Linked DNA regions of Mus musculus: regions 1, 2 and 3 are each linked to region 4. A link is a loop called in an ENCODE intact Hi-C map of the cell type or tissue named here. Cell type or tissue: left cerebral cortex. All regions are shown on one strand. Links, peaks and the distances in the headings refer to the core of each region. The heading gives the core; the rest is flanking DNA. Region 1 has its middle 36 kb from the start of 1700055K11Rik. Region 2 has its middle 87 kb from the start of 1700055K11Rik. Region 3 has its middle 67 kb from the start of Gm36156. Region 4 holds the start of Tfap2c (transcription factor AP-2, gamma).

Region 1 (7,301 bases), core at 1,405-6,404, 270 kb after region 4:
TAAGTGAATTTAGTATCCCAGAAAGCCCAGGATCTGGGAAGAGGCTCAGTGGGTAAAGTGCTTGCCCCAAGGCTTAAGATGCATAGGTGTCCCCAACACCTATGTAAAAGGCAGCCATGGAAGGACACACAGGTAATCCCATAACTGGGGTTAGGGGCTGAGACAGAAACACCCCTGGGCTAGTGAGAAATCCTGTCTCAAAAAACAAGTTCCAGAGAAATAGAGGCGGGCACCTGTGTCAACCTCCGGCCTCCACGTGCACACAGGTTTATGCACACTCGCAGGAATGTGTACACTCTCACACGTGCAAGGAATCCAGATCACAGAACCCAGTCTCCCAATTTCTGAATGCTACATTTGCAACTATGTTTCTGAAAGTTTTGAAAACAGAGCTGGAGGCAGCAGTTAAGAGCACTTTCTGCTCTTGCGGAAGGCCTGAGTTCCACTCCCAGGACCCACATAGGCTTACAGCCTCCTGTAACCCCAGTCCAGGGGATCCAGTACCTCTGGCCTCTCTGGGTACTTGTAGGAATGTGCACATATCCACACAGGGACACACATACGCATGGTTTTAAAAGAAACTCTAAGAGCACGGTGAGAGTGTTCTTTAAAAACATCAGCACAGTTTGAGTGGGGGCACTCGGTTATTCTGCGATGAAAAGCAATTGGCTATCTCATCTCAGTCCCCACCCCATCCTGGAACTCTCCGATGGATTCGATGTAACCCCTGAAAAGAGGATGAGGAGAGACATGGTCACTAAGGCTGGGTGACTAAGACCATGGGTGCCTGCACTGCAGTGGGCCCCAGTGTGCCTGAACCACACAGCATCACAGGATCCTGGGTCCCAGTTCAGCCTCCTGGCTTGCCATAGGCACCGACGCTCCCAGGCTACCCAGCAAGACTCTGCTAAAGGATCGTGGGTAGGGGACACAGCACGTGGCTCTGCGAGTGCCTTGGCAAGGGTGGGACCTGTCAAGTCCCAGCCTGTTCCCACCACTGCCTTCTCCCACAGCTTCTGGGTGTGTCACTCTGGGGATGAGCCAGGTCTCAAAGCCTGGGTCTGGAAACTCAGGGCCTGAGCCACACACAAAAGCTGAAGGGCACGGGCTGACCTCGAAGAACAAGCTCCAGGAAAGGCCTCTGGGCTTCATGAGGGCTCCCTGGGTTCACTGCCGAGACCAGTGCTGCCGTGAGCCAGGCGCTGCAGGAGCTAAACATCAATGAGATATCAGTCATATGCACAAACCCGTCTGCCAGGAGCACAGCACCGGGCTAAATATGCTTCAAGCCAGCACCAAAAAACCCAGACCCTCACCAGATAGCTACTAGCCCCACACCTATCTTCTGGTGAGCACACACCCTCCACTGGTCCTAATTTTGGCACTGATGGGGTTCCCAAGAGAGGACCATAGACTCCTTTCGCATCTGCCAACAAGGGTCCTGATTGTCCAGGCAGGAGCATCCTGGGACAGAATGGGACAGGGGTACCCTCTGGCCACCATTGCCTCCCAGGGGCTGGGGTAGTGGCTAAGCTGGTGAGATGCTCACTCTGTAAGAACCCATGTTAAAAATAAATAAATCCCAAGAACCAATGTTAAAAATAAATAAATAAAGCCAGGCATTTGCAGTGCTTGCTTCTAATCCCAGAGGAGAGGTCCCTGGTGTGACAACAGCAAGAACAACAGCTGGGTGCTGTGCTGCAGGCCCGACATACCAGCTACTCAGAAATGGAGGCTGGAAGATGGCAAGTTCAAGGGCAGCCTGGGTTACATAGTGAGCCTCGTCTCTGGATTAGCTCCAGGGCAGAGCACCTGCTTAGAACACAGACGTCTCTGGGTCCCACCAAATGCAGCAACAGAGAAAACGGCCATTATTCAGGTATCAGAGCATTGTGTGAGCACACAGCAAGACAACTGGAGTCCCACAGCGTCCCACTTCGAATTCACACGCTTCTGTTTGGAGCGTAACCTTCTCCCACCTCACCCAATTGTGCGCTTTTATTTCCTTTAAGAAAGATTTATGCAGAATTTCCAACTAGCAAAGCAATTGGGCTCTCTTTAGGTCACAGCCCAACAGGTACACACCCAAGCTCACAGATCTGAAGCAGAGACAAGACTCTCTCTAGCTGGACAACTCCCCAGTCGCAACAGGCCACATGGTCCACACCTTTTCAAGAACAGCTCCCTCGTGTAATTAATTAAGCCTGTAATTACAGACCAATCTTTAAAAACGTAATTTGTAGTTTCTCTACAATACTCCTTCTAAATCTAACTTCTGATGTGGGCTAAATTATATTGGAGCCAATTTTTACTACATGGAGACTCGGGATAAACCAGGCTTCGTTGATGATTGATTGAAATACACTGTTTTCATATTTATTGCTTTAATAGCCGCGATCTCTCTGGAGCCCTGGATCTGGGCTAGGCAGGACTCTGCAGGCTTTATTGCCAGCTCTGGGATAGACCAGGAGGCCCCTCTGCCTGTGGGAAGTAACCTGCTCCAGGGCTGGAGTTCCCACCTGCACCTGGGTGTGCCTCAGGATTTTGGTGCAGCGGGGGCATCCTTCACACACTCCCGCAGCCTCTTTATTATCCATTTAGCGGTTGTTGTTCTTGTTGTTGATTCTTCTAAAAGCCACAGGGCCAAGTATAGCTTTCCCTTACAAGAGTTTTTAGGAGCTAGAGCTGGGGCTCGGCTGGTAGAGTGTTCACCTACTATGCACAAAGCCCTGCCTTTGATCCCCAACACAGCATAAACTGGGTATAATGGCACATGCCTTTAATCCCAGCCCTGAGGAGGTGAGGCAGGAGACTGGGGAGTTCAAGGTCAGCCTTAGCTACAGTTTCAGCTTGGAGTTGCACTGGTTCACAGGAGACCCTGTGTCAAAAGAAATGAACAAAGCCTCTGGGTTTGAGGAGTCTCTGCACACAGGATAAAGAGGCAGGGACCTTTAAAAAGAAAGCATCCAGGCCACAGGCGCTTGCCAAATGCTTCAGGCCAACTTTATTGACTTAGCCTAATAGGAAAAAAACGGGGCCATGGTGTTCTGGATTCCAGGGTAGCTTTAGCTTTGCTTTGTCCCCTGACTCCTGAAGTAAGGCCAGGCTAGGCACAGACTGCCTGGGGGGAAAGCTAAAAGAAAATGACTGGGGGGAAGGAGTCAAAAGAAAGCTGTGAGAGTCCAGCTACGCCTTCTCATCCCCCATGGAGAGCCAGCACCTCTGAACAAAAGAAGTCCACCAGAGCCCACCTCTCAGCTGCCCAGTGTGAATTTAGGTCACTTCCAGGAAATGGAGGACCACCACCAGCACTAACAACCCCGACCCTGCCCCCTACCCCTCCCATCTTCCCCCATCCCCACCCCTGCATTTCTGGACCCTTTAGCATAGTCCTGAGAACACGTGGATTTTTTTTTTTTCTCCAGAGCCCTCACCAGGGAAGCCTTCATTGGCTCCTCTTGGGAAGGAGGCCTTGCTTTGGGCAAACATCTGCCCAAAGGGTCTAACACAGGCCTTTCTGCCTAAAGATCTCCTTGTTTTGGATTTTCACCCCGGAGACAATTTTCTCATTAAGTGGCTAGTAATCGCTCGGGATTGCTCATCCTGACTCTGGGGAGGAGCTGCTCCGCTCCCAAAATACCTTTGAGTCACTGGGGTTTCTATCACCTTGCATAAACTTTGAATTATTCTTTGTGTTGAGAAGATTATTATTAAGAAACACGCCCTCGAGCGGTCTGTACTTGCCTTCCCGCTTCATTCGGCAAGCTCTGCTGTACAGGGCGGCTGCCGAGCTGCTCCCCAAGGCTTGCCCATGTGGCCCAGATGCAAAGACCCCAGGGCGGGGCTGCCTCAAGAGCCCAGACTGCCTTCCCATCCTGTCTTCCCTGACAACGCAGAGTTACAGCGAACTGTTCTCTTAGAACAGGATGCCAGCCCCCTCCCATCCTCAGGAGGGAACACTCAGCACCCCCTCCACCTCCCCCGATTTTTATTTATTTATTTATTTATTTTTAGTGTCTTAATATGTAGCCCAGGCTGGTCTTGAACTCGCATCCTTCCTCAGCCTTCCGAATGCTGGAATTATACGCATGTGCTATTACACCCAGCTGAACACGCGCGCGCGCGCGTGCGCGCGCACACACACACACCTTGCACACCTTGCCTCTACTTGATAGAACAGCGGTCTTAAGGACGCGGCTGACACTGCAGAGCCAGGGGCAGCAGGTTTTAATACTCTCTACCCATTCACACTTGCACCCCGAGCAGGCGTAAAGATAGACACTTTTACTGGGGAAGCGATTCTCCTACAAAAAACGCAAGGCGGTTAAAGCCTAGCCAGGTAGACGCCACAGAATTCCGTGCAAGTTCCAGCAGCTGGAGGCCCCGCTGGGATGGATGCGCGCTACTGCGGCCCCCTCTGCTGGCAGCCTCAAGGCTGCGCCTTCCGGGGAGGTGGCCAAGCAGGAGGCTGCACAGCCAAGCCCTCAGACCGGGTTTACAGCCATGGGATGTGAGATCCCAGCCACCATCCCACCATTTCCACAAAAGAGAAGGCGTTTCCAACAAAAACACAGGAGCGCACAACTGCAGAAAAGATCAGCCCACAGCCCGTGTGCAGGTCTTGGCAGTGATGGACAGCTCTGTACGGCATAACTGAGAGGTTATTAGACACCCAGAGAAAGTATAATGACCCCACCGCCCTGGGGTTCTGCACGGTTCTGCCTTACAGTATGCCTCAAGCACCACGCGAGACGTACGAACGTTAAAAGTTGGCTATTTATCGGAATTTACATTTATCTGAGTATTTAAAATATTTTGCCTATTTCTATATAGCGATGCTTTTTTTCTCTAGCCTCAGACTTCTAGACTCCATCTTGCTTGTGTTCAGTTACCTGGAACTCAAGGGCGGCTTGCTTCCAAGGACGAAACTTGATTGGTCCCCAACAGTCCTGAAAATCTATTGCTGGCCAGGGACTGGGTTAGAAAGATCACGTGACATAGTTCTGGCCAATGAGACTTGAGGAAATCTGCATCTTTTGGCGCCCGAGAGAAAGCGGTGCGTCAAGTGAAAGGAACACGGCTTTCTTCCTGCCTGAACCGGGCTGAACATGTTATATGTAACCACCTTGCAACCAGGACGGATGCCTGGGATGTGAAGGAAATATGTGAGAATAGCAGAGTAGAAAGATGCATCCCCCCCCCCACCCCACCCTTGGCTCCTGAACCTTCGAGTTGTGGCGGGTCCTGGAGGCACTGCTAACTGGAGTTAGCAAGGACTAAAGTGGTGCCTTCTCCTCCTCGCTCCTTCCACGCCAAACACAGCCCAGGGACAGGGAGGTCTCCTTGGCCTCTTCCAAGAGGAGCATCCGAGCTTATGTGTCTTGCTGAGGGACTGCGTCCCACGCCTTAATGTCAGGCTGCCTGTAGCAGATGTGTGTCCCTAGGGCCATGTCTCATGGTGGAGGAGCCGACTAATGTAAGACCAGCTGGTGGTTTTCACCCTGGCAGAAACCTCCCAGAGTGCCAGGGGTCCCAGGTCCCTGTTACGGACGTTTCCTGTTTACCGACATTCTGATTGGCGACTAGGTTGAGCTGATTGGCCTCCTGGCCAGCAGCTCAGGACAGTGTCTCAATTGATTGTAATTGTGTCATTGGGGGCAAAAGAGTGCATTGTGACTGAAGGGGGTGTGGCCAGTGCTCATACTAAAAGGAATCCAACTCCAGAATCCTTCCCCAGGGACCTGGGACAAATGACCTCAATTCTTTTAGTCTCCAGTTCTGTCCTTGGAGGGTCTGGGACCGTCAGGATAGTTGCCAGGGCTCTTGTCTGATGTGAACATAAGAGGATGGTGTGCCTCATGGTCCTGGCAGCCAATGGTGTGACACAAGTCAAGACAGAAGGCTGAGGGGCCTGCCTGATGAAGAGGCCCCAGCTCAGACAGGTGAGAACCTAAGGGCTGATTTCTCCTCCTTGTCCATGTCCCCTCTCCCTCAAGGGCTGTCCTCTTGCATGGGGAGAGCCTTCTGCTACGCCAAGCCAAGTACGTAGATACAAAGGCAGGTGGCACAGACATTGTGGCACAGGTCTGAAGTCCCAGCATTCAAGAGGCTGAAGCAGGAGGGTACCTGTGAGTTTAATGCTAGCTTGTTCTAGAGAGTGAGACCCTGTCTCTAAATAGAAGAAAAGAAAGGAGGAAGGGAGAGGGGAGGGGAGGAGGGAGGGAGGGAAGGAGGGCAGCAAAGGCTGGTTTCGTTCAGAGATTCCTCAGACACAGCCAGGGTCACCGTTCCCTCTGACTGCCCATGGAGCAGAGAAGCCTGTAGTCATTCTACGGCTTGTGGCTCCCAGCAGCTCCTGGAGCAGCAGCCTTCCAGGTGGGACCCGGCCTGAGTTTCTACACAGCCATCCATGCCTGATAGCCCTGTTCTACCATCGGGACAAAAGGGACTTGGCCTTGGCCTCAGAGGGCCAGCGTCCTCCCAGGAACTCAGGATCTCCACCTTGAAGGACTATTCTCTGTCCCCAAGTGAATGGGGACCACTGGAGTCCACTCAGCTGACACCAGTTCTCAGCCAGTGCCATGTGAGGTTAATTTCCTGGACAGTTGAAGGTGCAGTTCTCAGGGTGGGGTGCAGTTCCCATTAAGAGGGACCACACCCGAGCGGCTGAGTGTTTTGGCTTGAATGTGGCAGGAGCACCCTCCCCACTCAGGCTCCTCCTGTGTTAGAACACTTGGACCCCAGCAGGGGGCAGTGTTGGAAGGTTGTAGAACCTTCACAGCGGAGGCCGTGGGTAGCCTTCATTAGTGCCAAGAACAAACACCCAGCAAGGATTCCTGCCACACAGAGCCTCCCTGCCACGCCTCGCCTACAGGCCAGACTCTAACCCCTGGACAGAGAGCCAGGGTAAACCCACTTCTTGTTTCTGTCAGGTGTGTTGTTGTCATAGCAACGAAAAAGGGTAAATAATGCAAATAGTGACAGCCAGTCAAGCCCTGGGGATGGGGTGGCCCATGCTGGGTGCCCTACCAGTGGCTGCTGGGTGTCCAAATGCATGACCAACACCAGAGTGGAAACTGAACAGCAAAACCTGGGTGCCCAGTGTGGCCACCCCTAGCCCCTCAGAAAGCAGGCTCTCAAGGGTCATCAGAGCTGGGTGTGGTGACAAACAGTTTTCTTCCCAGTGCTCCAGAGATCAGGGGCAGGTGGCTCTGTAGGTCTGAGGCCAGCCTGCTCTACTTGGTGAGTTCCAGGACGGGCCCAGTTACATAGTGAGACCCTGTCTCAAACACACAAACAAC
Region 2 (7,301 bases), core at 776-5,775, 220 kb after region 4:
GGTATTCTTATTTGAAATTGGGAAACCTCCTCCCGCACATTGGACAGGGCTGGGACTAAAGACCAAGCCTTGGATAGCCAGGTCCCCTCCTAGTAAGTTGCAACACCAGCTATAAATATTTCTCATCTCTCCCGCTGCCAGCTCCACCCACCTCTTTGGATTAAGCGGCTGCATCTTCCAGCAGCCCTCGTCTCAACCCGTCACCTGGGCAGGATCGTCCCAGCAGAATCAGACTGTCTGTCCCAAGAAAGGTGACTCTTGTCAAACCCCTCTCTATCCCTGACACTTTTGCAGGAGCCCAGAATCAAGCCCCACTTTTCCTAACCCTAACCCATCATGAGCTCAATCAGAAGAGGTTTCAGGGATTGTGAAGGAAGGACAGACGTATATTTTATTCTGTGTTTGAGTTTTGTTGTTGTTGTTTTACTCTTGTTTTCTTCTCTGGCTTGAGATGCTTCGTGTTTTGAGGGGTAAAACAACGATCAGGTAAGACAGAGGTTGCCAAGAGACTTGCTGCGAGAAGCCCTTCAAAGTGCGGCGCCAAGAGGCATGCTGGGAAAAAAAGAAGCCCTTCAGAGGGCGGCGCCAAAAGGCATGCTGGGAAAAAGAGAAGCCCTTCAGTGGGCAGAGCCAAAAGGCATGCTGGGAAAAATAGAAGCCCTTCAGTGGGCAGAGCCGAAAGGCATGCTGGGGAAAAGATAAGCCCTTCAGCGGGCTGCTTCCGAATCTGGCTCCTCCTCCCGATAGGGGACCTCCCTGGGCCAGGGTTCCTTCCGCCAGTTTTGAACGCTAGGCCCATAATCTATCGGCTTCCCTTTTCTTTGCCTGGAGAACTACCAGGGTTGACAAAGTCATCTGCCATAGGTGTCCGCTGTACAACTGGTGCACTCGGCCCCACTTGGAAGGGATTCTCCTTCTGGTGTTCTCAGTGCACAGGAGAGGAAAGGGAGAGTCCGTGGGAGCTGGCAGAGGAAGTTCATGGTCACACAGCACAGGGTAGACCTTCCACCTCCCTGCCCCAGGGCTTCCCCACCTCACACTGCAGATGTCTGGGGCCAGCTCATCTGCCTTGTGGTGGGTCCGTGGCCTACACCCACCAGATGCCAGTAGTCCCCATCCTGGTGTGTCAACCCAACACATCTCCAGGCACTGCCAAGTGTCTCCTAGGAACAACATCAAGTGTAGTGGCCAACCTCTGCTCTCTGTACATTGGAGACGTGGTCATGGCACCCTTTAAAGGTTGTAGGGACTTCTTTGGGATCCAAGTTCTGGGGTCACCACCAAGTTGCTGGCTGTTGGCTCAGCTGAAACTTCCAGGCCTGGGATCTGTCTGTCTATCCGAGTTTACCAAGACCACACTGTGTGTGCGCGCACACACACACAAGCGAAGCTCCGTGTGGCTGTACAACTGAATGCCCAGCCTCTCTCACCCAGTAGAGCAGAGGCTCCCATCAGCCGGCACCACAGCCAAGTCTGCCTAGAGGATGTTTTCTCTGTCTTGCAAAATACTTGTAAAGGATTGAGTCTGACCTGATTCCAAAGGCCAGGTGCTTTTCTTCGGTGTGTTGTGGGTGCGGCCACTCGTGTGTGCATCTGTGTGTCTCTGCATATGTATCAGTATGTGTCCATGTGCTTCTGTGTGTGTGCATGCATACCACCTGTGTGAGGTCAGAGACAACTTTTGGACGGCAGTCCCCTCCCTGGCAGCAGTTGAACCCAGGAGAGACACCAACATAGGAAACCTGGATGATGTGCAGGTTATTTGGAGCCTCTGATTAGCGTGGCTTTCAGAACTGCACCCTGTCTGTCACACAGCCTTTCTGGGTGACATTTTTCTCTAGGAAGAAGCTTTTCCTGTCCTCTCTGCCTTCTGTGGAGACTGAGCTCTGGGACCTCCCTCTCAGCCTGTAGCCAAGCAAGGAAGAGCCATGTCAGGGTGGTAGGCGAATGTTATCAAGACGCTGCCTACCCAGGCCTGACAAGTCTCCAGCCTGGCAAGTCTCATGGGAAGTCTTTAGGGCCAGGAACTCACCCGGCTCAAAGACGACAGAGCAAAGTGGCCTTTGCTATTCCCAACTGTTGGGTCACCACAATTGAGAAAGTCATCTCTTCACTTCATACTTTCCTAGAAAGTCTGCAGCTTCCCAGGGCAGGATGAGGCTGCCCAGCAACGAGACGCAGAGTCTGTGTGAGCTCCATCCTAGCATCACCTCCATCAAGGCCAGTGACCTTGGGTCTGGCCTTCCACATCTGCAGAGTAGTGGTCACCTGTGCCTGCCTCGCAGAGGCTGAGAGTTCACACCTACCCACTTTCCTAGCTGTGTCTACCAGGTATGTGTGCCCCCAGGTGTGTGTGTGTGTGTGTGTGTGTACCCAGGAATGGTGCTCACCTGAGTGACAGAAGCCAGCCAGACCTCAACTGGTCAAGCACGTGTCCCAGACAAACAATCCAGAAGAAACACTCAGTCACCATCAGCTGTAAGGAGAGGAGATGGAACTCGGGACCCCTCCTCTGGCTTGTGGACAGGCTGCAGCTGAAGGAGGCATAGAGCTAATTGGAGACTCCAGAACCAAAGGGAAGTGTCCAAGGTACATGACAGCTTGGTAGCTTGGTGGCAACTGGGGACATGGATAGTATCTGACTTTCTAATGCTAAGAAGTGGCTAATCTCTGAGGTGTGTGTGTGTGTGTGTGTGTGTGTTAACTCAGCCCCGGCAGTGGCCTCCTACACAGGAGAAGCTGCCTCAAGGCTGCCCTTTGGCTACAGTCCTTTCCACCCATTTCTTCTTTAGGGAGTTGCTGTGTGTCAGGCCCTCGGTCCCATCACTGGAAGTCAGGTGATGGTGTCTCCCACTGTCTGTCTGCCCACCTCTGCCCATCGGTTTGTCCACAGCAGCGAGCAGGCACCCAAGGGTGTTGGCTCTAGGAAACAGAAAGGCACCTCTAGATTCACTCATGATGTTCATTTCCACAGTGAATGCACGTTCTCTGGGCATCTGCTCTGTGCCATTGTAGTGTCTTGCCATAGTCACCACTTGGTAAGATGGGGGAACTGTTATTTTTTAAGTCAGGAAACACTATGTGACCACTGGTTTGTATAGTCTGAGGGTCATGCCAACCCTCTGCCTCTCAAGTCCTTTTAAGGAAAACGACAGGGCACCTTTCTGTGCGCCACCTGGTGGCAAGAATTGTCATTACACCAGCCAGGAGATTCTCCTGCCCCAGAACAGACCATTGACCTGTCCTGAGGGAGGGTGGCTCTTCCAGCTCATTCATTGATCAGGTCTGTGTGTCTTCAGAGGTTACACTCAGAACTTTCCATGGCTGGCAATCTTGGCCAGAATGGTTTCTGTGGAGGCCCAGAGCTTTTCACCCAGCTCAGCAGGGCCCTGAACACCCCAGGACAGGCCTCAGGAAGATAAGCCTGCCCTTGGCTTCCTGGCATAGGACAAGTGCTAGGTAATTCTGCATGTTCTTGTCTGACTTCAGTCATGGAAAACATGCCTTCTGGGCTCCCTTCAGACACGGCTTCAGTGAAGAGGAGTCTGGACTAATGATTAGAGACAACCCATTACCAGAGGGGAGCCCGTTGAGGGAGAGCTGTGTTGTTATAATCAGGAACAGGTGACCAGAGAGCGATGGGATAGGATTGTCTTCGGCCTCATCCTGTGTGGTTTGGGCGTGTAGGTGTAGCTACAACCGCTCTGTGCTTCTTTACTGTAGATACTGGAGGCAGTGCATCTGGGCTCTGAGGAGAGTCTGTCAGGGGCTCGGGAGCAGCATGCCTCCATGGAGATATGAAAGGAAGTTCATGGAAGCCAGTGAGCAGAGCAGTGGGGCTGAGTGCCATGTGCTGTGTGGAGCCCCTGACATCACCACCACCTCCTGATGCAGACTCCATTTCTGAGGAAGCTGAGGCCCAGGGGGATGAAGCGACTTGCCCAAGGCCACATGGCTTGTGAAGTTCAAAAGTGAGACCAGAGCACAGATCTATCCAGTTTGAATGGTTTTTTAAGAGTTTAAAGAGATATATGGGTGCTCCTGGGGCTGGATGTCACAGTCTGCAGAGTTTGGACACTGCTCTAGGTCCAGTCTGTCCCCATTACCGGCCCCTGGAGCTGTCTCTGCTCTTCTAGAGCCTGCCGTGGCCCTCAAGTCTCCCTCTGGTGGCCCTCCTCACTGTAGTCAAGTCTGAAGGGAGCCCAGAAGGCATGTTTTCCATGACTGAAGTCAGACAAGAACATGCGGAACTACCTAGCACCTGTCCTATGCCAGGGGGCCAAGGGCAGGCTTATCTTCCTGAGGCCTGTCCCGGGGCTCAGGGCCCTGCTGAGCTGGGCGAAGAGCTCTGGGCCTCCACAGCCACCATCCTGGTTTCTATAACCAGACTTCTATAGCTAGCACTCTGGAGTGGGAGCTCCTGTCCTACCTGGCTGCAAAGGAGTCTGGGAGTGTAAACACCCTGTAAGAAGAGACACCCAGGCTGGCAAGGACATCTCAGACATGCGATGCCAGAGGACCATCTTCCTAGGGATATTAACCTGAACTCAGCCAACATCAGACACCAGATGGCCCATGTGCCAGCACCGCTTGACTTGGGATGGGGTGACATGGTGATACAGCCCAGGTGATGCAACAGTACCTGTGTCACTATGCGACATCATGGTATAACCAGCCCACTTCACATATGCCCAGGACCCCAGGGGCCTCCAGAAGGGCAACACCGTCTGCCCAGAGCATCTTCCATATGTTAGCAGTAGTGTTTTGAGGCATGGTCTCCCATGTACCCAGCCTGGTCTGGAGCTTGAGAGATGGTTGCCTCTGCCTCACGGGTGTAAGGGCTGTTTGCATGGGCCATGGTGTCCAGGCTACAAAATCTATCTTGTAGCCAAGCACTGCTCTCAGTGAATAACTGTCTGTGGGCTACGTAGAGAGCACTGGGCATCTGTCCGTGGGTGTAGATCACAGCTATGGAGCACCAGTCCCAAATCCTCACCTGGCTTCCATGGAAAGCACTTAGCTTCCACAAAACATGTGTGGCTTCCCGAGGACACAGGGGGCTCCCAAGGGACTCAGGTGACCTTTTTAATACGTGGAAGAATTGATGGACGAACCGTCTCAAGCCGCACACCAAGGGACCTCTCTCTCTCTCTCTCTCTCTCTCTCTCTCTCTCTCTCTCTCTCTCTCTCTCTCTCTCTCTCTCTCAGGTTTTCTTCTTTCAAGTGAAGCTACTGGGGGGTCTTTGTCACCCCACTTCATAAAGATGGGTGGGTGTCAGGATTGGGCTTGGGATGAGCCCAGGTGTCTAGTGAAAACCTTGGGCCACCTTTTTTGGTGTTCATTCCCACAGGTCCTTACTAGACATCGTCCCCTAATTGCTCCCCTTATGAAATATTCATTGTCGTGTGTTGCACGTGTGTCTTGGCTTTACACAGAAGTAAGATTCACTCACCCTCTCCAACAAATTCTCCTTCTGGGGAGACACAGGCTGTCACATCAACCCTCTGAGTCAGCCCTCCTGGAGAACCTTCTGGAAGCATCAATTCTTGTCCTTGGGTTTGGAACTGGGAAGAGTACACCCTGGGACTCTGCACCGTGCCTGTCAAGGGTCTCAGGTGACTCCGGTAAACAGAGACATTTCTGAGACAGTGTGGTCTCTTTAATTCCCTCCCCAGGGACATGGCTGTGCTGTGAGCGACCCTCACAGGCAGTCAAGACCACTGAGGCCTTGTTGTAGATCCCGTGGGTCAGGATGCTGGCTTCTGTTGCTTACCAGCGGTAGCCTGCTGTCTCTGACAATTGTCTCTGGCCTGCAGAAACAGTGGCTTCTTGGATGGTTGGGGACATGTTTGTGACAGGACAGAGTAGCACCTAAGGCCCTTCTGGACACAGAAGAGGAACATTCTAGATCTGTGTTTTTCAGGAAACAGGCCCCTAGGCCACTGCAGCATCCTGTTTCATATTTCTGAGCACCAGGTTTTGGTAGACCCTCAAGGATCTGTCTTTAGCAGGTTCATGACAGAGCTGTATTGCTTGCCCAAGCTCCATACTTTGGAGAGCAAGACCCCAGCTGGGTCAGTTCCTCAGCGGGCAGTGGAGGCAGTGTGACAGATCTCAGCCCACACCATTCTTCATCCTCCTGTCATTTTGTATCTGCTGGTGTGCTTAGTGTCACTCCTGGTGAGTACTCCCACTCTCAGACATGGTACCAAACTTGTCCATAAAAGCCCCCAAATCCCTCAGCAGACAAAACCAGCCCTGCCTAAGAAACCACAGCCAGGGAGAAAGCTGGAAATGAGGCAGCCCATCCCATCTCCATCTGCCTGGAAGTCTCCAGCCTCTCCTGAGACGGGTGCACGGGTTAGAGGTATAGAAAGCAAAGCCAGGCGGAGGAGGTCAGACCCAGAACCCAGGGGACTCTGCACTGAGCCGGGAACCAGAGTGTGAACACATGCAGCTGAGGTGACTCACTCAGAGAAAAGGCTGGGCGTTCACAAGCGAAGCAGAGCCAGCTCAGTGTGGCTTCCTTGGCCCGACAGAAGCCGCTGCCTTGCGGTTCATGTGAAGACATGTCGCCTCAGGTGCACTTGCTGCTGTGTATATTAAGATCTTTGAAAGGAAACGACCCATGACAGTAAGAATAAACAAACACGCCTGTGAACCAGAGCTGGTTTACAGTCTCAGGCAGTCCCCTACACACACACACATGTGCACACACACATATGCACACACATTCATTCATTCATTCATTCATTCATACATACTCACATGCACACACACATACATGCAAACATGCACATGCAAAGATACACATACATGGACACACATGCTCACATGTACACACACATGACATACATGCAAAGACACATACTTATACATGCACTCACATGAGCACACATGCATATGTACACACATTTACATACATGCACATAGACACACATGCACACACATGCACACACAATCACACACACACACACACACACAGACCCCTCCAGTGCACAGGGGCAGGTCTGAGCTAATTCCCTGAAACCAGCTGCTTGTGCTTGTGCCAGACCCTGGGTGTGGTGTGTTGAGGGCCAGCCTGGGTTACCTGGGATTTGAACCTGTGCCTCTCACTCTGGAGTCTAGGTGTTTCCCATCTGCATCTCTCAGAGCTGTTTTCCTCATTGCAAACCACAGCCACCACACGATGGTAGCCTAGCTACAGTAATGGTGTCTTCTCTCTTGCTTCTCCTTCCCGGATCCCCCAAGCCGCACCCCTGACACACCAGCGAACAGAAAGTGCACTGTCTCAAGTGAG
Region 3 (7,301 bases), core at 1,418-6,417, 180 kb after region 4:
GAAGAGCCCTGGTGGAAAAGTCCTATTTCAAGTGGCTGATGTTTTCCAACCACTGAGAACTTAGTTGCCATACGGGTTGGGCATGGGGGGGAGGGGGGCCGGGCGGGGGGGGGGAGTCGTTTTTTGGTTCTGGCGTTCTGCTGGGGATGAGATGAAGCCATTTTGTTTAAGTCCTGGCCCCTTGGCAAATGCTTATTTTAACTGACACTCAGGTCAAAGGCTTGTTTGTCATGTCCTTTCATTTCGGTTTTATGGCAAATTAAATTATGCTTGCGGTTAAACAAAATTACATTAAGAGCCATATGTGCCACGGGAGTTTTGCAGAGGGTATCGGATTTGTACCTTAAAGAGACCCCCTCCCCCGATTCTCTGTTTAAAGTGGATTTTTCATAAACTTCGGAGTCACCAAGTAAAATAATGTCTTTCATGGAATCAAACAGCTTGGAGAAAAACAGATGCAGGATACGCAGGGATGCTCAAGCATGCTCGAACACACACACACACACACACACGCACACGCACACGCACACGCACACACACACAAAGAAAGCAGAGCAAAGATCTTTTCTGTCAGAGCATGGACATGAAGGGATTTGTGTAAATTGCTGTCTTTTGCAGAAGGAAGCAAGCCTCGCTTTCCTTTCTCTGAAGTTGTTATGACATAAGAAAACAGAATCTCTTTAAACCTGGAATTTAATTAATTCTTTAAAAAATAATTTAGCAGAGTATGTTAGAAGGGAAAGAGGTGGGGGGATTTCCGATTAGATCCAAATAAGCGGCCCTTAATCACCCTGATGAAGGCGTAATTTGCAAAACACTGTAAGACAGTAACATCTTCCTCATTTCGGGGCGGGGGGGGGGTTTAAGCGCATTGACGAAAAAAATAAGTAGAACATTTTAATTAAAACTCATAAAGTTGTGGCCATCTGCTGGAGATTGTTCGGCGGGGCGGTGATTAGCGGATGCCTGCACCGGGATAATGAAGCAAGCGGCGGTTATTGGCATCCTCGCTGGGCCCTGTGTGAGAACGCGCCGGCCTGGCCCTGCAGAGGGGCCAACGTCTATTACATTCCAATAAGTGTCGCCCGGGAGGGAGGAGGGCGGGGCGGGGAGCGGAGTTAAACACAGGAAACAAGCGCCAAGTGTGTGCAATAAAAGTGATCACAGCCCTGGGCTGCTGATGTCAGATCCCGGGGTCGGGGGTCAAGGGGGGTGAGCGCTCTGAAAGCGAGCGGCGGGCGCTGGGGGCGGCGCGCGCACAAAGGGCCCCCGAGCGCCTCGTTAGGGGCGCGTTTGATGGGCTCGGTGCCCCACGGGGGCCCCGGGCCGTGTCGATGGGATAATTACGATGATCTAACGGCCGGGCTCTTTTGCATGCAGCCTTGCTGAATGGGACGCCTGGAGGCTGCATTGAGGCTGGCCGGTGTAAACTGTGGGGTGCCTCGCCGACTCGGAGCCGCGGAGGCTGGCGGCGGGTCAGCTCCGACCCCTGCGCATTCAGCCTTTGAATGGGCCGCCGCCTTTGAGCCGCGAGTGACAGATTGGAGGTCAGCGGCTGGCAGATGGACCCGCCCCCGGTGCACGAGCGACAGCCGGGAGGAGGGGACTTCTCCACTGTCAAAAAACCAGTCTCTCTTTTTTTAAATGACATTTATTTATGTATTTATCTATTTATCCATTTAGTTACTGTGTGCACATGCCCGTACGCTGCAGTAGCGAGTGGGTGAAGGTCGGAGGACAACTTGTAGGAATCGCTTCTCCCCTTCCAGCCAGTGGGTCCTAGGAACCGAACTCACACAATCAGGCTTGGCAGCAAGAGGTTTTTAACCTGATTGCCCTCCCCTCCGCCTCCCCCCCCCCCTGCCCAAAGCCTTCACCCTTTATAAGCAGAGTCCCACTCCAGTTGTGGCTCGGAGAAGCTCCCTGGCAGCTGACCTGGTCCCTGCCAAGGGCACTAGACCCCAGCCCAGTTCTCTTGGAGGGGAAATGGAGGTGGGGTTGGAGGAAAGAATAGATACTTGGTGTGTCAAAATGATAAGAAATGAGTTAAGTTGGACCTCATCAAGCCCTAGAGATTCAGTCCCTTTGGGCTCATTGTCTACAGTTCAAGCTAATGGTGGGCTTTGAACCAAGCGTGTGTAAAGGCCTTGTAAATTATTCTGTAAAATTAAGAGCTGCGAGCTATCATGGTGGCTCAGCAGGCAAATGAGCTTGCCATCAAGACTGATGGCCTGGGTTCGATCCCCCAGACTCTCAGGGTAGAAGGAGAGAACCAATTCTGTCCTCTGGCTCAAGCACACCCAAAATAAACAGATGAGACTTTTTTTTTTTAAGTGATAGTTCTGACCATTTAGCGCCTAAGTGTCAGACACAGAGCCTAGGTCTTTCTAACAAGGACTGGGTGCCCAGTGGCTATTGGGGTGAATACGAAGACAGTGCAGAAAACCAGTGTCTCTTCTTTCTGGGGACTCTCAGCCATTTCTTTCTCTTGACAGTTTCCACTGAGAAACTTAAATCCTACTAAAAAGAGTGTGATGCACACACACACACACCCCGCCACCTCATGACAGGCCCATGTACAGGGGCTCCCTCTCTAGGATTACCCGTGATTCTCCAGTCCTTACATCTGTGGAGGCCCAGAGCACATGACCCTTTGGAATCGGCTGTGCCCCTCTGCTGACACCATTTTGCATCAGTGAATCTGGAATTCCCCATAGGAGTGCTGTCTGGCACCAAGACCAAAACTGAGCCTTCCTTACGCAAGCAATCCCCACTCGATGGACAGCTGGATCATTCCCAGCTTTCTTCTCGATGGAGTTATTGCTGTAAATGGATCTTCTGCATGACGTCGTTCAATATTATCCCGATGGTCCCTTAGAGGTGATATTCAATGATATTTCAAGGGTGAGATTCGAGTTCTCACACATTTTACTGTTGGACTCAGAATCAATGTAGGACGAGAGTCTAGTCATAGACAATGCACACCTAGTCGTGTGTGCTCTTCTTCCCGCAGCACACATTGAGCCAGTTATCTTTTGCAACCCAGGATTCTTCTCCTTCCAGACAGTAATTGGCAGGAATCATGCATGTGTGCTGTGGTTTGGTGTGTGTGTATGTGTGTATATGTGTGTGGAGGGTGTGCATGCATGCATGTACATGTGCATGTTTGTGGGTGGTGTATGTGTGTATATGTGTGTGTGGTATGCGTGTCTGTATGTGTGTGTGGCTTGTGCATGTGGTTTGCGGTGTGCGTATGTGTAAGGAGTGTGTATGGTATGTGTATGTGTGTGTATGTGGTGTGTTTATATGTGTGTGGTATGTGTGTATAGTGTATATGTGTGTATGTATGTGGTATGTGTGTATATATGTTTGTGTGTATGTGTAGTGTGTGTGTATAGTGTATGTATGTGTGTAGTGAATGTGTGTATGTGTATATATGTATGTTTGTGTGTGTGGTGTGTGTGTGTGGTTTATGAAGTGTGGTGTGTGTGTGTGTGTGTGTGTGTGTGTGTGTGTGTGGTCCTTTCAGGGAAAGATGGAGCCCCTGATATTTTACTCACTCTCTTCTTCATTCAGTGAGGTCCTGTTTTTGTAGCCCCCAGTTTGAGAATAACCTCCTCAATGTTGGTTCCCCCAAAGTCACAGCCTCTTCACAGCTGAGCCAAGGACCAGGTGACCCTGGGGTCCCTGAACCACACTTGGGAACAATACTCCTCACAGCACAGGGCATCCTGCAACTGACAAAATGAAGTTGTCAAGCGTAAGAAAATGCAGGTCTGCCCTGGAGGGCTCTGCTCCCTCCTGGAAAAGGGCTGGTCTTCCTGAGGAAATAGAAAGTGGGCTCCTGCGATGTCTCAACATTTAGGGGTTCTGTTTGATTTTAATGCAACAGAGTATGCCCATAAGAAAAGTCTTCTCTTGGGCTGGTGAGATGGCTCAGTGGGTTAGAGCACCCGACTGCTCTTCCGAAGGTCCAGAGTTCAAATCCCAGCAACCACATGGTGGCTCACAACCATCCGTAACAAGATCTGACTCCCTCTTCTGGAGTGTCTGAAGACAGCTACAGTGTACTTACATATAATAATAAATAAATAAATAAATAAATAAATAAATAAATAAAAAAAGAAAAGTCTTCTCTTTTCCCCAAACAAAAATACGGAGCTCTCCCTGCAGCCGCCGACCCACCTTCTGCTTCCAACCCTGGATACCGAAGCAGCTTCTATCCCTCGCCTCTGCTTCCAACCATAGTCTCTGTACGCGCGCGCGAGCAGCGCAGGCATCAGCTCGCCTCTCGCTTTGCACAATGAGTTTCCCTGCCTCTGTACTTTGCTTTGCCTTTTCCCTTTTCCCACCAAAATAGCTGAGTCAGTGCTCCCTGCTATGAGCTGGCCGCGGTGTAACTAGGCAGTGAACCTTTCTGTTTATCTCAGTCTCATGGTTATAAATGACACTCTTGAAGCCAGCGGGATGGATGGCTCAGTGTGTGCCTCGCCCCCAAGCCTGACGACCTGAGACAGATCCACAGCAGGAGAGAACTGACTCCCACTTCCGGCTTCCACATTCCCGCAACACACCTGTACATATCCACGCACAAAAGATGATGTAATATTAACGAAATCTAATATTAAAAACTGCCTTTCTTCTCGACTCATAGATGGGACCTGGTATCAGTTACTCAGATCCTTACAGTGAACACACTGCGCTCTGAGGTAGGGTGGGGGTGGGGTCCAAGTCTCCACAGCCATAGTCACTAGCCACTGGCTGGTTTCTTTTCGCTCTCCACAGTTTGCCCCTTCCTGACAACCTGGTGGGTACCAGGCTTCCTCAAGTTTATTACCAGATAGGTATTGAAAAACCTTTACAGGTGCTCCCCACGGCTAAACAGCTCAGGTGAATACAGAATGGAATTTCCCTTAGACCAGAGAGGGTCCCCCACTGAGCCTGAATTTAGAAATCCCTAGTACTGCGGGACCCTGGATTTCTTTGCTCCTAAGTGGGATGCTCTGAGCTGTGTTCACGCTGTAGGAATGAGGGAGAACCCTCCCTGAGGTACTAACCTCCCTCTGTCAGTCACTTGCCTCCACCTGGGAGCCAGGACCCGGTGGCGACCATGCACCTGCTCTGGCTTATTTAACCCAGACTTCATCCAAAGCTCCTTAGTCATCTCCACCCTGTCTTAGTAATGTACAGCCTGGATTGTATTGGAAACGAACAAGATCTCAGATCAGAGCTCTTCAAATAAATAAAGAAAAAATGTAAGCAAAACCGATGCAGGCGTGGGTTAGCCCGGGCTCTTGGTTCCTTGCCTTCCAATACGGAGGCTCGTAAACTCCAGGCAAACATCAGCGATAGAATTTCTTTTAGCTGTATCTTTGGACAGGACTGAGGGCTTCTGAGCATCGCAGCTCTCCAGGCTGTATTCCTAGCAGCCGGCTGCAGTTTGCTTTCTTTTAACTTTGTATCATTGGGGAACCGGGAGGAGAGGAAGGGCTCTGAACACTGTATTCCCCAGTTGCTCCAGCTACACACTTCTTTCCTTCTGTGAGCTTACCAGTAGCTATGGGTCCTCCTCAGAAACAGCGCTAATCTCCACCCTAAAAGACAATGGTCCCAGCTGTAGTTTCGGGTATCAACACAAAGCTGGACCGTGAATCTGTGCTTGGCATTTTGTAGACTTTAATGTCTAAAAGGATATTTTAAGGTATCTAACGTCGGCTACAATCTTGATCTGGCTTTACTTTGTGGCTTCAGGGAAATACAGTTTGTGTTGGTTTAAGGAAACCGGTGAACTTGCTATTCTCACAACGTTCATAAATCCTTCAAAGGAACCAGAAATAAACTAAAGGGTGGGGTGCGCACTGGGCTTGTTGGCGCATGCTAGTAACACCTGCACTTCAGAGCCTAGGGCAGGAGGATCAAGAATTTCAAGCTAGCCTCAGCCACAGAGTGAGTTCTAGACCAGCCTGGGCTACAAAAGTGTGATTCTCAAACGCAACAAAAAAAAAAAGGAAAGGAAATGATTTGCTAACACCCAGTGGGTGGTGGTGGGGTTCTCTGCCTCTCTCCCTCTCTCTCTCTGCTTCCCTCTCTCCCTCTCCCTCTCTCCCTCTCTCTCTGCCTCTCTCTCTCTCTCTCTCTCTCTCTCTCTCTCTCTCTCTCTCACACACACACACACACACACACACATCATTTCTTTGTTATTTCTTTGACAGAGAGCTTGGGTGTTGACAACCAGCAGCTCCGCACGCAGCTTTAGTCTCCCAGAGTCTTGGCCATGTAAGGGTTAATAGTAAACAGCTCCCTCGGACAACACTCCTGAAGCAGATGTGGGTGGAGTTTGGAATCCCGTCCCTACAGCCTCCTTGCATTTTTGGTTGATTGTCTTTAATTACTTTTGAGGTCTGAGGGAGGTTGCTCTTGCCTGCAGGCACTCCTGACTGACAAGGAATGTTTTTTAATGTCACTTACAAGTGACATTGATTAAGCATCAAACAGAACAAAAATGACAAGGATAGCTGGCGATTGTATCCTTCCACTCTTCGTTTAAGTAGTAAGATGCTGAAAACACTGGAGAGAAAATCCCGTGGGGGAGGGGTGTGTTTGTGTTGAGGGCCTTTATTCCCTGAGGCGTTTAGGCTCAGCCTCTTGGGGTGCTCGCCAAGGCAATGTCTCAGGTTGGAGAAGGGAAGGGACAAAGAGGCCAGATGAAGACCTGGCAAAGGGGTCCCCAACTTCTCAGAAACCAAGCTAAAGGCCATTTTAAGTTGGGTACAGTTGCCTGTGGTTCCAGTACTGGGGTTAGCCTGGGCTACATGGCAAGATCCTATATCAAGAAGGAAGAAAAGTCTGGGCAGTAGTGGCAAATGCCTTTAATTTCAGCATTCAAGGGAGGCAGAGGTAGGTGGATTTGTGAGTTCAAAGTCAGTCTTATCTACAGAGCTGAGTTAGGCTAGTTAGCCAGGGCTACACAGGAAAAACCACTGTCTCAAAAACGAACAAACAAAAGGAAGAAAAGATGGCAGAAAGCTAGGAAAGAAAGAGGGAAAATGGGAGGGAGGGAAGAAATTGATTCAGGCATAATGACTCCAATATGTAATCCTAGCACTTGAGAAGCTGAGACAGGGGGGTTGCCATCAGTTCAATGCTAGCCAAATGAGAGATTAAGACAGTTTTGTGTACCTCAAACCACTAAAGCCAGTTTAATATGTAAGGGGACAAAAGCTGTTGATATCCCGTTTTTTAGAATTTCTTTTGGAGAATAGTTTAATTCAGGTTTGGGGTTCAACCACTTTAGGAAAAAT
Region 4 (7,301 bases), core at 994-5,993:
CGGGGACCTTAGAGCAAGTTCTTAGTCCCGGGGACGGGGGGAATGGGAGGTGGGCAGGACACCTTACCCAGCCCTGGCTGCCAAGGGGTACAACCACACGGGTCAACGTCTTTCCGTGGGCGATGGTAGGAGATTGTTTGGAGCGCGGGAACCATCAGAGAAGCTGAGCTCTCAAGGAAGGCGGAAGCTTCCTGCACCTGGACTCTGTGTCCAGGTCCCGGCCCCCAAGCTGGGTGTGGATGGGACAGGGTCCTCCAGAGTCGAGGAAATCCTGTGTGCAACTGTCCTCTCCATCAAGCGCTGCGCTGTCGCTTTAGAGAGAATGAATAGCCTTGTCTAGCGGTTCCCAAGTCCCCAGACTCGGGGCGCGGGGGGGGGGGGGGGGGGCTGAGGAAAGGCGAATGCAGACCCTTCATGCCCTTCTGTCGTCCTCCCCCCTCCCCACTCGGCCGAAAGCTCCGGTGCAGAAAGCACTCGGTCCCCCTGGGCTTCTTGGATTATCGCTGAGGTGGGAAGAACAGGGAAAGCCTGGGGTAGGGTGAGCCGCACCGCCCCCCCTGGCCAGGAGAGGAGCGGAACCCCGCCAGACCTGTGACAGTTGCCTTCCAGAGAGAGCCTGGGACCTGGCGTTCCCAGTCCTGAGCTTGATGCGGGCAGCACCAGTTCTTTCTGGAGCAGGTGCCCTCTTCTCCCGCTAATTCCAGGGCCTCTGTTTTGGAGGCTCGGTCTGGATTGCCTGCCTTTTTAACTTAGCCGGAAAAGCCCCCTTGATTCCCGCGGTTTCAACTTCCTGGGTCTGTTAGGGTCAACTGGCCAGAAAGCTATTTTGCATGCGGCTATTCTCTAAGACCATGGGGGAACGGTTGGCTTGAACATCTATTTTAATTTTAGTTACTTTACTTCAGGCCTATCTGGGTCTAGGGAAATGCTTACAGACGAGGAGCAGGAAGAGAGCAAATTATTTTAGTCTGTGGATACGGGAGGCACGTTCCCAACAGGTCCTGGCCACTGGGCTGATGGGTATCAAGAATTGTGTAATTGGCTTCGGAATCAATCCGAAATAGTCCCTGCCTCCAATTCCACTGTTTGAAGCCAATCTCCATATACTGTTGGGACGGACTAACAAGATTAGCTCTCGAGAACTGTGGACTTTCTGTTTGGGATGAAAAAAATTAACTATAACAATTAGGCCAATTATTTTCGTTTCGTTGAATTAAAAAATAACACTGAGTATTGCTTTTTGGCTTGGACGGAAAATCTTGGGGTGCAGCAGCATTCTGTGGATAGAAGCTTTGCTTTCTGCCTCCCATGGGACGAGGTGTGCCCATATCTCAGGGCGACCTCCCTGTAGTCCCCCTCCCACTTTACAGCACCTCATTCCACGCGGCCCGTGGCGATGGAGGTTTATTCTGCCTGGAACCTCTTTTCCTGGGCGAGTAGAGGCTTCTGAAGAGCCGCCCGTGACAGCTGCAGAACCGGCGCTCCGCAGGGCTGGGCATCGCAGCAGGGATGGGCCTGGGCGGGGGAGCTCGGGTCTCCTCCAGCCACGGCCCGCAGCCAGATACAGCTTCGGGCTATAGCTGCAGCACGCGGTTGTCCGATTTATTCACAGCAGGTATTACCGTGAGTTTCCTCTTTGGAGCTGGGGGAGCGGACTCCTTCTCGGAATCCTTCCCCTCCCTTCCCTCAGTGGGCAGGTCAGTAAAGTACCCAGGGAGAGGGAAAGGGGGGGGGGGGCACTAGGGAACAGTGGGACTTTAGCTATTTCTCAGCCCAATCCTTAAATGTCTGTCGGAACAGCTGGGGCGAGGTGTCAGGGAACCCCAGGAGTTGAGACACCCTGGAATGGGGCGTCTTCAACTCTCAAGTGACATCCATTTTTTAGGAGGATGAAGGACGGTTCTTGAGGTGGGGAAATCCCAGCTGTCAGCTCTGCCAGTCTAAGGTGTGCAAGGGGGCTGGCAGGCAAAGGAAGCCACGTTTGGGCACCTCAGCTTGGCAGGTCTGCGGTTGTCAGAGACCGCCCACTGATGCCCCTGCGAGCCCCTCGCGACGCCTGGTCCTGCAACACGCTAGGCAGGGTGCGGGGCGGAGCTAGGCAGGGACTGGCTGGGGGCTGCCCCGCCCGGCGCCTGGGCCTCCGCGCGGCGCCGGCCCCCGGGGAGGAGTTATGATAATTTCCTTCCCATTAAGGCGTTCGGGTCCCCCGGCTATCGCCGGGACACACTGTGAGGGTGAGGCTTCTCCGGTCCACGGCTGCGGCCTCTACACACCCACGGCGACCACATCTCTGTGCACAGCCACCGATGCGCGTCCAGTGACTGGGACAGCAAGGCCGGCGCGCGCGGCGGGGGCGGCGGCAGACGCCTGGCCACCGTGACCCCGATTGTGGATTTACCGCTCGGGGGGTGGGGGGAGCCTGGATTTAACTGGCGACTATTTTGGGGGACGCCGGACGCCATGTTGTGGAAAATAACAGATAATGTCAAGTATGAAGAGGATTGCGAGGTGAGCGGGGGCTAGGGAACGTAGCCCCGCCGGCCCGAGCGGGGTCCCAGGGCTGCTGGCCAAGGCTGGGGACGTTTGCGCGGAGCCCTCGCCTTCGGGAGGGATGAGGGCCAGTCTTCGGCCATCTCCTGGGCCCCTTGTTGAATCTGGTCTTGTCTCTCGGGGACAAGGCCTGGCAAGAGCGTGGCAAACCCACCCGCAGAACTCAACTGTGGGTTCCTACGAAGCGCACGGCCCTCCTTTCCATTTTCCCCGAAGAGCGCCCTGTCTCCGGGTCTCAGACGTGGCTTTTTTCCCACGAAGTCTGTCCAGTGTCCACGGAAGCTTCCCTGCCAGCGACACCTTTGAGGAGTCTCCTCCAAGGAAGGCTTGTCACCTGCCCCGCTACCTCCTCGAGAAAGAAAAAAAAAAAAAGAAAGAAAGAAAAGAAAAGTCCAAACAACTGCAACCTGGTTTTCAAGAGAAGTGGGGGTTGGGGACTGTGGGGTGGGGGTGAAGCCAGATGGGGCCTTGAGCGCTCGCGAGTACTCTAGCCTGTCGGACAGGTTGAGCTAGAGTTTCGGAGAGTAGGAGGGAGGGAGGCGGCGAGCGGGAAGAGGAAGAAGATTCAGGCGGCGCGAGGCGAGCACCGGGGAACGTGGGGAGGAGAGGCCGGCGGCCAGGCTGCGGGAGCGCACCGCACCCGCACGACCTCGAGGGGCTGCCCCTGCGTGCATGCCCGGGCGGCTTCCGCTAGGGGGCGACAGTGCCCCGCTCCTGTGTCCCTGCTACCCTTCTGACCCCTGGGACTGATGAAGACACATCTTTTAGGAATTAAGTCTGACCGCCTTGGGGCGAGGGGACGTGCGCAGGCAAAGGTTGCCCAGTTTGGCAGAGTCTTTTCATTCCTTCTCTACACCGGGATGTGTGAGAACCTTGACCATGGCCGGGCTGGAAGACCTCACTTCCTAAGGCGCAGAAGGCACGGGCTTGGCTAGCAAGGATCACAGCTCCGATCCCGCGTGTCGGCTCCCGGTCTCTCCGGACGACATTACTATGAGGCCTTACCTGAGAGTGTCACTTCCGCGGCGCGGCCGCCTCTTAAGGGAGTGAGAGGGGGATGATCCTTGGGGCGGGGAAACGCGCCCTTCGTCGGCGTTGCGCATTATCCGCGCTATTTGCGCGCCGCAGCGACATGGGAGGAGGGTTGTTGAACGAGGGCGCTGTGCGCCGAGGTCGCCGCACGCCGAACCCCTGGGGCACGGGTAACCGGACTGTGGCGCGGAACGCGCTCTTGGCACCTCCAAGCGACGCAGCGCGGGAACCTTCGCCAGAGGGCTCGAAGGATTCGTCCCCTCAGGTCTTAGACCGATAGGCTCACAACGAAGTCCGGGGAGCTCATTGTCCCCGGGGGCTCTCGGGCTCTGGGGCGGATCGAGACGGGTGGTGTGAGCTTGGTGGGGCGCATAGGTGCCCCTCTCCTGGCTTGCTTGTTCGCTGTAGCAGGGTTTCGTACTAACCGGGTCTCTCCTGTTTCTCTCCCAGGATCGCCACGACTCGAGCAGTAATGGCAACCCTCGCATCCCTCACCTCTCCTCTCCGGGACAACATCTCTACAGTCCCGCGCCGCCTCTCTCGCACACCGGGGTTGCAGAGTACCAGCCGCCTCCTTACTTCCCGCCGCCTTACCAGCAGCTGGCATACTCGCAGTCCGCCGACCATTACTCGCATCTGGGAGAGGCTTACGCTGCCGCCATGAACCCCCTGCACCAGCCTGCGGCCACCGGCAGCCAGCAACAGGCCTGGCCGGGTCGACAGAGTCAGGAGGGCTCTAGCCTGGCCTCGCACCACAGCCGCTCTGCAAGTCTAATACCCCATATTTCAGGGCTGGAGGGGGGCTCGGTGAGCGCCCGGCGGGAAGTCTACCGCCGGTCCGACCTGCTGCTGCCTCACGCGCACGCCCTGGAAGCCGGCCTGGCTGAGAACCTGGGGCTGCACGAGATGGCTCACCCCATAGAGGAGGTGCAGGTGAGCAGCGGGGGCGGGAGGCTGGGGGTGGGGTGGGGGTTCTACCTTACCCTCCAGCCTTTCCACCTTCCTCCAAACTTAAAAGAAATTGTCATTTCCCCCCCAGAATGTGGACGACGCGCACTTGCTCCTACACGATCAGACTGTCATTCGCAAAGGTAAACACTGACTCTTTCCGCTTGTGTCTAACACGTGGCTCTGACCAGTGAAGTTGCCCCTTTTCTGCAAAGGCTGGGGTATTAAGTGGCCAACACGGCTCACGTAGTGGAGAAGACCACGCTTGAACGAAAGTCAGTTCCTGGCCTGAACGAAAAGAACTCTCAGGAGCTGTGATTTTTAAAAGATTGGGTTTTTTTTTGTTGTTGTTGTTTTTTGGGTTTTTTTTTTTTTTGTTAGTGGCCATATTTTTTTGAATCAAATGTTTCAGTCTGTAACTCAGAGTGGCCTTGAATTCCTTGTAAGCCTCCTGGCTCAACCTCCCTAGTGCTGGCATTACAGGTGGGAAATACAATTTAACTTAAAAACGGGGGTGGGGGGGAGATACAAATAGTACCTTAGTTTTCTTATTCTGTAACAATTTTTATTCTTCAACAAACTGACCTAATTTTACTTTTTAGAGGTACATTTATTGTGGGGGTCAACATCTAACCTGCTGACGTCGGTTTTCACTGTCCACTATGTGGGTTCCAGAGATTGAACTTGGGTGTCAGGCTTGGCGGCAAGCACCTTTCCCTGCTGAGCCTTCCTTCTTGCCGGCATAAAAGAGATTTTACTTCTTCTGTGGAAGACAGTTATAGGAGAGGCTCTTAATTCTGACACTACTTAATAGGTTTCTCCTAGTATGCTGCCTTATTAAGGACAGACCTCGGGTTTATAGGAGGGAGGGATTGGGGAAATCGGATTACAGTGAGTGGGTGGCTCTTGATTAAGTTACACTGACAGGGTTACCAGTCTTTTTGAGGGGAAATGGAATCGTTCTAAATTACAGGCGGTTATGGTCTTGAGACTGTGAGCTCTATTAGTGGATTGGGAGAGGTTTGGAGAGGAAAACCTGAAAGGAAACAGTTTCTGAGTAGACCTAAGCAGATCTGGCTAATCTGTATTTCTGAATTCCCTGGTGTCAGCTGCACTGAAGGGTCTGGCGATGATCTCCCGTGGCTTCAGTTCATCTTGGAGGGGGAGGGGGAGGATGCCGTTTATTTCGTATTGAAGCGGTTTTTCTGAAAGCAAATGCTTTAATTAAACAGATTACCATGGTGGCCTGGAACAGAGAGAGAGAGAGAGAGAGAGGGAGAGGGAGGGAGGAGAGAGAGAAACAACTCTTCATGGAATCTTAACTAATTAAGGTCTGGAGGTGTTAACTCATGATTCCAGACTCCAGTCTTTAAAGCAAGGATACGGCTTTTAAAAGGACTTGCAAGAAGCAAGGAGTTTTCTGGAGGCAGACCTCAGCTTTGGTTTGCCCTTTTGTAAAGGTCTCTCTGCCCCATCCGTTTCTAATGGCGAACCTATTCTGTCCCCTACAGGACCCATTTCGATGACCAAGAACCCTTTGGGGCTCCCTTGCCAGAAGGACCTGGTGGGAGTGGTCATGAACCCCAGTGAGGTCTTCTGCTCGGTCCCTGGAAGACTGTCCCTGCTCAGCTCCACGTCGAAGTACAAAGTAACTGTGGCTGAGGTACAGAGGCGACTGTCACCACCGGAATGCCTAAACGCCTCGCTCCTGGGAGGTGTGCTCAGAAGGTGACACTTGTTCAGGGCCCCCTGGGGGTTGGGTAGTTGAAGGTGACTATGTACGAGGGCCTGGAGGTATTTTTAACATTTATGTAACTTTTATATCTTAACGCTGAATTCTAATCTGTGTTAAGAGAGCTTTTTAGTGCGTATCTTCTTCTTGAAAGTGCCAAATGCAGAATGTGCTAAAACAGCAGTAACAGGTTATCATTTGGTTGGGATTAAGAGGCAGCAGCTGCATGGAGGGGGGGGGCTTCTAGTGTTTGGTCCCCCCAGGGAGTTTACTGCTGCAGTCATGAGTGAAGATTTTTCTGCACCCCTACTAGAGGATTCTGAGATTGGTGGGGGTGGGGGTCTGGTTTGTTTGTTTGTTCGTTTGATTGTTTTGCAAGTCGCTAACTTTCCCTCTCCATGCAGAGCAAAGTCCAAAAATGGAGGCCGGTCCTTGAGGGAGAAGTTGGACAAAATTGGATTGAACCTTCCGGCCGGGAGACGGAAAGCTGCCCACGTCACTCTCCTCACGTCTCTCGTGGAAGGTCCGTGCGGTTTGTCACTCAGAAAGCCATGTTACCAAAGCTTTCACTATTCAGGACCTATGAGGTCACGGGGGAGTTGGCAAAACTTTCCCATGACGTGAGCTAGCTTTTGAAAGATTCGGTCCATCAAGGATGGGCCCGGCCCATGAGGAGGCAGAATGGCCATTTTTCTGGTTGTGGGGTATCTGGTTGTGTTCGTTGTACACAATGGGCACTGGCTTAGTTCACCATTTCTTCCCTTCCATCAAAGGCCGGCGGTGGGTGGGGGGAAATGAAACCCATGGTCCACAAATGAGCTCCTTCTCCAATCCTGAGGGCGTAGCTGTGTCAGTCCAGGTTTTGAATGGGGACCCGTGCCCCAGTCTGGAAGGTGGCCAAGAAGACCATGTTTTAGCTTTGAAAAGGAAAGTAAATTCTTTTTCTAAAGCAAGGAGCACATATGACAGGAAGCCAGGAAGGTGGGCCTGGACACAAGTGCCTCAGCCCAGGCCCCTGGGCCCCTCTGTTGTTAGCCAG

The links. Peaks named below come from ENCODE experiments on the same cell type or tissue, not always from the same donor. Only the 100,000 strongest peaks of a DNase experiment are listed, where the experiment ranks them.
Region 1: a loop joins it to region 4, with 2.9 times the contacts of the local background. A loop is called at or near these places in 4 of 42 quality-filtered maps.
Region 2: it touches region 4 in a loop (2.8-fold over the local background); 13 of 42 quality-filtered maps call a loop at or near these places.
Region 3: a loop joins it to region 4, with 2.6 times the contacts of the local background. A loop is called at or near these places in 5 of 42 quality-filtered maps.

Annotation. Positions count from the first base shown.
Region 1 is chr2:172,820,965-172,828,265 of GRCm38, forward strand. No RefSeq gene overlaps it. Among named protein-coding and RNA genes, the nearest start is that of 1700055K11Rik, 36 kb to the right of the region's middle. In left cerebral cortex, for the core only: a CTCF peak has its summit at 4,418 (motif pointing left); DNase peaks (open chromatin) are centred at 3,008 and 4,419.
Region 2 is chr2:172,770,181-172,777,481 of GRCm38, forward strand. No RefSeq gene overlaps it. Among named protein-coding and RNA genes, the nearest start is that of 1700055K11Rik, 87 kb to the right of the region's middle. In left cerebral cortex, for the core only: a CTCF peak has its summit at 3,182 (motif pointing left); a DNase peak (open chromatin) is centred at 3,182.
Region 3 is chr2:172,727,261-172,734,561 of GRCm38, forward strand. No RefSeq gene overlaps it. Among named protein-coding and RNA genes, the nearest start is that of Gm36156, 67 kb to the left of the region's middle. In left cerebral cortex, for the core only: no CTCF peak of the experiment used is centred there; a DNase peak (open chromatin) is centred at 4,352; H3K4me3 peaks cover 188 bases.
Region 4 is chr2:172,547,375-172,554,675 of GRCm38, forward strand. Tfap2c (transcription factor AP-2, gamma) reads left to right here and starts at 2,219. Exons shown (of 7, transcript NM_009335.2): 1 at 2,219-2,508; 2 at 4,033-4,515; 3 at 4,622-4,673; 4 at 6,042-6,258; 5 at 6,667-6,785. The coding sequence starts at 2,461. In left cerebral cortex, for the core only: a CTCF peak has its summit at 3,240 (motif pointing right); DNase peaks (open chromatin) are centred at 3,305, 3,478 and 4,735.